2 separate regions of the Homo sapiens genome follow, and region 1 is linked to region 2. Evidence: read pairs that join two places in POLR2A ChIA-PET (ENCODE). Cell type or tissue: MCF 10A. All regions are shown on one strand. Each heading gives the region's core, and the rest is flanking DNA. Links, peaks and the distances in the headings are about the cores only.

Evidence for each region. Peaks named below come from ENCODE experiments on the same cell type or tissue, not always from the same donor. Only the 100,000 strongest peaks of a DNase experiment are listed, where the experiment ranks them.
Region 1: POLR2A ChIA-PET joins it to region 2 with 6 read pairs; 9 of 35 experiments call an interaction of 5 or more read pairs at or near these places.

Annotation. Positions count from the first base shown.
Region 1 is chr12:57,341,697-57,344,606 of GRCh38, reverse strand. The region is part of intron 2 of R3HDM2 (R3H domain containing 2); the gene reads left to right. Among named protein-coding and RNA genes, the nearest start is that of R3HDM2, 88 kb to the left of the region's middle. In MCF 10A, for the core only: no CTCF peak of the experiment used is centred there; no DNase peak of the experiment used is centred there.
Region 2 is chr12:57,451,385-57,454,294 of GRCh38, reverse strand. It overlaps INHBC (inhibin subunit beta C), which reads right to left. Exons shown (of 2, transcript NM_005538.4): 2 at 2,233-2,910. Among named protein-coding and RNA genes, the nearest start is that of INHBE, 2.5 kb to the left of the region's middle. In MCF 10A, for the core only: a CTCF peak has its summit at 1,196; DNase peaks (open chromatin) are centred at 1,224 and 1,944.

The DNA.
Region 1 (2,910 bases), core at 275-2,774, 110 kb after region 2:
TTCTGTCTTTTCATTAGTTTCAAGAATGTTTGTCCTACCTTGTTGGAATATTTTTGTCATGTGAGGTTGTTAATTTCAACATTTGCATCATCTTCTTGTTTTGACTGTTCATCTCTTTTCTTATACAAATTCAAATTATCTTGATTCTTCATATGCTGGGAAATTTTAGATTGTATCCTGGAAAATTTGAATATTATGTCATGAATGTCAGGGTCTTCTTTAAATCCTGTGGTGAATATTGACTTTAATTTTAGCAGACATTCAACCTGGTTGTGTTCAACTTCAAGTTCCGTGCAGCTTTTCGTGAGTGATGATTCCAAAGTCTGTTCAGTTTTTGAAGGCTTTGCATTGCTATTTAGATCTGCCTTGCATGTATATCACCTACCCACTCATCTGAGATTTGGCTGATGGCTATTCTTATAGTTCAGAATGACCTTAACGTTAGGAGATACGTACTGAATTGTTTTAGGTGTGAAGAGTCATCATGAAAGCATGTCAAATAGACCTGAAAAAAATTTATATGCACATATATGCATGCACATATGTGTATACGTAAGTTTGTATATGTATCTAGGTGATTGTTGTGCTGGTTTTGCAAATTCTTTTTATGTTAGAAATTTCTCAAGTAAAAATTTCAGGGCAACAAAGAAATAAATAAAGGTCAAAAACATGTCATTCATCTGCTTAAAAACCACAAATGGCCTGTCATCTCATGAAGTGTAAAAGTTAGATTGCTTTCAGTGGTCGATTTGGCCCTGCGGGATCAGCCTTCCAACCCCCTAAGGCTTCTCATCTCACTCAGAGTAAAAGCCAGAACCTGTTTTTTTTTTTTTTTTTTTTTTAACCTTTTGTAAGACCCTTCATGAGTCTATCTCTTATTCCTAGAGCTTATCTTAGTTCCTGTCCATAGTAATAACCCAACCAGACAAGTATTTGTCTGAATGAATAAATAGATGTGTTTTTGTGACAGGTTTTATTGTTTTCATCAGGATGCCTTGACCATAGCTATACATTATTTTTTGCTGTTGCAGATCATGCACTGCCTGTAATGTTCATTACTTCCTGAGCAATAGAGATTATTACTATCCTTCCTTGGGCTCTTAAAAATTAAGATCCGAGGCTAGGCTCGGTGGCTCACGTCTGTAATCCCAGCATTTTGGGAGGCCAAGGCAGGCAGATCACCTGAGGTCGGGAGTTCGAGACCAGCCTGACCAGCCTGGAGAAACCCTGTCTCTACTAAAAATACAAAATTAGCTGGGCCTGGTGGCGCATGTCTGTAATCCTAGCTACTCGGGAGGCTGATGCAGGAGAACCGCTTGAACCGGGAGGCGGAGGTTGTGGTGAGCCAAGATCGCGCCATTGGACTCTAGCTTGGGCAACAAGAGTGAAACTCCGTCTCAAAAAAAAAAAAAAAAAAAAATTAAGACCCGAGGGTCATATCTAAGCTTGCCGTTCCAGAGCCATGTATACTTTCTCAAATAATTACTTTTCTTTCCTGGTCTCCTTTGTACCAATTTCTTTATTTTAATCTACTTATTGTCATCCCTGTACTTACACTCTCCATTACCATCCTTTTTCATCAGTTCTGTCAGTAAGATGCCTTCATGGTTTCCTTATTCCCTCATTTTATAGCCAAAGTATTTTTCCCTTCCTTTGGGGGCAAATAATAGGAAGAGGAATAGATAGCTACTGGTATCCTGTGCTGTCTGCCTTCTGCCCCAAAATGAAAAACAATTTTACTAAATATAGCTCGCTGGCAAGAAAATTCTCTATAACAAGGTTTGGTCTTAATTTTACATTTCTAAAGTCCAGCCCAGTAGCTTTTAGGCAAAGATCATATCCCTGACCTCAGTTATTTTGCAGGTGAGAAAAAGGTAAGGTAAATTTAAAGGTGAGCTTTTAATTCAATACATATTTCCAACTTGTTATTCACTAAAGAGACTATTTTGGTATTTCGACATATGTAGCAGAAAGGAGCTGCTGCTGTGTCTTTAAAAGCTATCCTCAGAGCAGTGTGGAGGCAGGCGTGCCACTGAAGTACTTGAATGAGAGCGAGAAGAGGAGGTGGGAGGGGGTGCTCTTACAGCCTCTGTGTGTGTGTGTGTGTGTGTCTGTGTGTGCCTGTGTCTGTGTCTGTGAGTGTATGTGCCAGTGTGACTGTTGGCAGAGCTCTGGATGATATCTCTCTGAACAGCTGGGCCATGGTCGGCTTCAGAGCTGCTTGTCAGAGCAGTTAGTTAGCTGGAGCTCCAGCAGCAAGGATCAGTATCATTTCATTCAAGGGTGAAGGGGGCGGGAGAGGGCTGTGGGTGGGGGAAGAGGCACAGGTTTCCCAGAAGGAATTTCTTCCGGCAAAATTCCGGCAGAACAGATCTTTACAATGAAGTCTCCATTAATAATGTGAGCTCGCTGTTGGTGTAAGTACAGATCCATCTGGGGTGAGTTTTGGATAATTTTCTTTTTTTATATAAAAGTCCTTGAACTCCACAGACTGGGTAGAAAGAAGCTATAAAGATATTTTTCTATCTTGGCTGATTTAACTGTATAGTACACACTAGGGAAATTAGAGAATTTTGAAGTGCTAAGTTTTGTGAAGGTGTTTTAGGCATTTTCATTTGCTGTTTTTTATCTTTAAAATATTATAAAAATTAGGTTTGCTAGAACTTTTACACTATTCAGATTTTACCTCTTCCATGACTATTTCAAGCAATGCTTCATTCAGATGCAGCTTATGAGAACAGTGGTGATTTCTGTTCTCTTTGGTGATGCTGTTGACGCACATTGCAGGAAGCAGGGATTCCCCTATAAATATCCTTCACTGTGTCATTACCCAGCTATCCGCACCTGGCTGGTGAATGTGCCTGTCTGTCCTATATCTTTACGTAACTATCCCCTAGTCTTTAAATGTGA
Region 2 (2,910 bases), core at 138-2,637:
CAGGTGCGCACCACCACACCTGGCTAATTTTTAAATTTCCCACAGAGACAGGGTCTCGCTATGTTGCCCAGGCTGGTCTTGAACTCCTGGGCTCAAGCAATCCACTTGCCTCAGCCTCCTAAAGTGCTGAGGTTACAGGCGTGAGCCACCGCACCACCCTTCAGGCCTGTTAATGGGGGTAGAAAATGGGAGCTCTAAGAGCTTTTGACAACAAAGCAAGGCAAATACAGCAGTCTTGGTTCCCAGTCTCAGCCCTCCTGACCACATTTTCTCACTGTCTTTATTTTATTTTATTTTATTTTATTTTTTGAGGCTGAGTCTCGCTCTGTCGCCCAGGCTGGAGTGCAGTGGCACAATCTCGGCTCACTGCAAGCTCCACCTCCCGGGTTCACACCATTCTTCTGCCTCAGCCTCCCGAGTCGCTGGGACTACAGGTGCCAGCCACCACGCCCGGCTAGTTTTTTGCATTTTTAGTAGAGACGGGGTTTCACTGTGTTAGCCAGGATGGTCTCCATCTCCCGACCTCATGATCTGCCCGCCTCGGCCTCCCAAAGTGCTGGGATTACAGGCATGAGCCACCGCACCTGACCTATTTTTTATTTTATTTTTTATGTTTTTGAGACAGGGTCTTACTCTGTCATCCAGGCTGGAGTGTGGTGGCCTGATCACAGCTCACTGCAGCCTTGACCTCCTGGGTTAAGTGATTCTTCCACCTCAGCTTCCAGAGTAGCTAAGTCTACAGGTGCGTGCCACCACACCAACCACACCACACCACACCACACAGGCTAATTTATTTTTTATTCTTTTGTAGAGACAGGGTCTTGCTGTGTTGCCCAGGGTGGTCTCAAGCTCCTGGGCTCAAGCGATCCTCTCACCTCAGCGTCCCAAGGCGCTAGGATTATAGACATGAGCCACCACACCCAGTCCTCACTGGCTTTAAATGGGGGGGGACCCAGACCCCTCCACATTGAATTCATGAAGGTGGGCCTCATGCTAGCTTTTCTCCTTATGCCCCAATTTCTCCAAGAAGCTTGATGGGGAGAAAGCTGTGGGGGAAGTGGGTGTGATTTGGAAATGTGTCTTTACTCCACTTTGCTCATCTCCCCTCTGTTTAGATGATGGGGGCTGTCAAGAGAGACTATTAGATCTAGGCGACAGGGTTCCTAATTGGAAGGCTGGACCTCAGTACCACCAGTGTCCACCATGTGGCAGTGCCGTGCCTCTGGACAGCAGCTGGCTTGTAGCTGGCTGGAGCTTCCCAGGGACAGGGAAGGGGCAGCTCTGGGGAATGGAGTGATGAGGAGTGCCCCTCGACCTCTCACTCTGGGGACGCTGCCTCCCCCACAAGAGACAGGGACAAGCTGGTTCCTTTGTTCTTTCCCCATCACACTGCCAGAGAAGAGAGACTGTCTTCAGGATCCACATCACTGCTACCTTTGGTTTTGGACCTCATCACACAAACACGTGGCAATGGAGCTTGGTGATGTACCAGGCTCTTCCTAGAACCTCAGGGCACTCTTTGGTGGGGGTGGAGTGGGGTGGGGGCGCACTGAGACGATTAGACCCTCCTGTCCACCCTGCATTTCTCCCCAAGCTCTGAAACACATTCAAGAGCTCTGTCCAGTGTTCTCCCCAGCTCCCAGCAACCATTCTGTTGGTTGGGCTGGGAAATGACAGCCCTCTACCCCCTCGGGTCTGGAACATTGGTCAGCAAAGTGGAGGTATCTATCCATGGTGGTGCCTCAGACGGCTTACCTGTTGGTATCAGTAGGCAGTCAGGGGAAGTGACAAGAAGTGGCTGCAGGAGTCACTGACCCCACCTCTCCCCACCCTCACTGTCAGATGCCCCCAGTTTCCAGCTCTTCCCACCCGCTTGCTGCTGTGCCTGGCCTGGCCCTACCTCCCCACTGACACTTACGTCAGAGCTCAGCTATAAATACGCTCTTAGCATCTTAGTCACTTTTCCCAAGAAGTGCTCCTGGGTTATAAATACCCCAGCCATCTGCCTCACTGCCTGCCCTACCACCAACCTGGTTGGGGGCTGGGGGATAGCGACAGGCTTGGGGGTGGGTAAGGAAGTAGAAGAAGTGGGAGTGGTTATCTTGCTCAAATGAGAAAAGCCTGAAGGGGTCCAGAGGTAGGAGCTAGGAAGCTCTAGAAGAAAATGTTTAGAAGAAGACAGACCCACTCTCTCCCCTTATTACAAAAGACAGAGCCAAAAAAGAAAGGGAATAATGCTGATCCTGTTTTTATTTAAAAGTAGGCTATTTTGTTCATCATGGATTTTTTGCATTAATTTTGACTTTAAAATAATATTGCATTAAAGTCCTATCTTGATTAATAAATTGTTCACCACCCCCTTAAAATTTAGCCCCCCCAGGTGAATGACTCACTTTGCTTTACCCCAGTCCTAGCCCTGGAGACTAAGCTGTAATTGGGAAGGAGGTTAGATCTGGGGGTCGGGGATGTGTGGGGGAGACACCAGAAGGCCTCCTTAGATTCTCCTTAGATGAAGGTCTCCTCAAGTCAAAGGTGGGATAACTTCCATGGGTTGCTCAGGAAGCCCTCAAGCTCAGATTTACAGTCCCCCAGGCAGTCCTTTTCAGACTTTCTCCTCTAGGGTTCCTATTTCAGGGACCTCTTACCCTCATAGGAGGGGGTCATAAACTGAGCAAACACAGACATCACGTTTACCAAAGAACACATGGGTTTTGCGCAAACTCGGCCTTGGGCTGCAGACATTATCGACCTCATGGTTCAGGACTGTCCAGCCAAAGGGAGGAGATGTGGGGGAGGACGGGCAAAGGTCTAAAAAGGACCCAGTCTCAGAGCAAATGCCACCCTCTCCTCATCCAGGCCTTCCTCTTCTCCCTGTCCCACTCCAGCAGCCCTTGCCCATTCCAGCTTCCA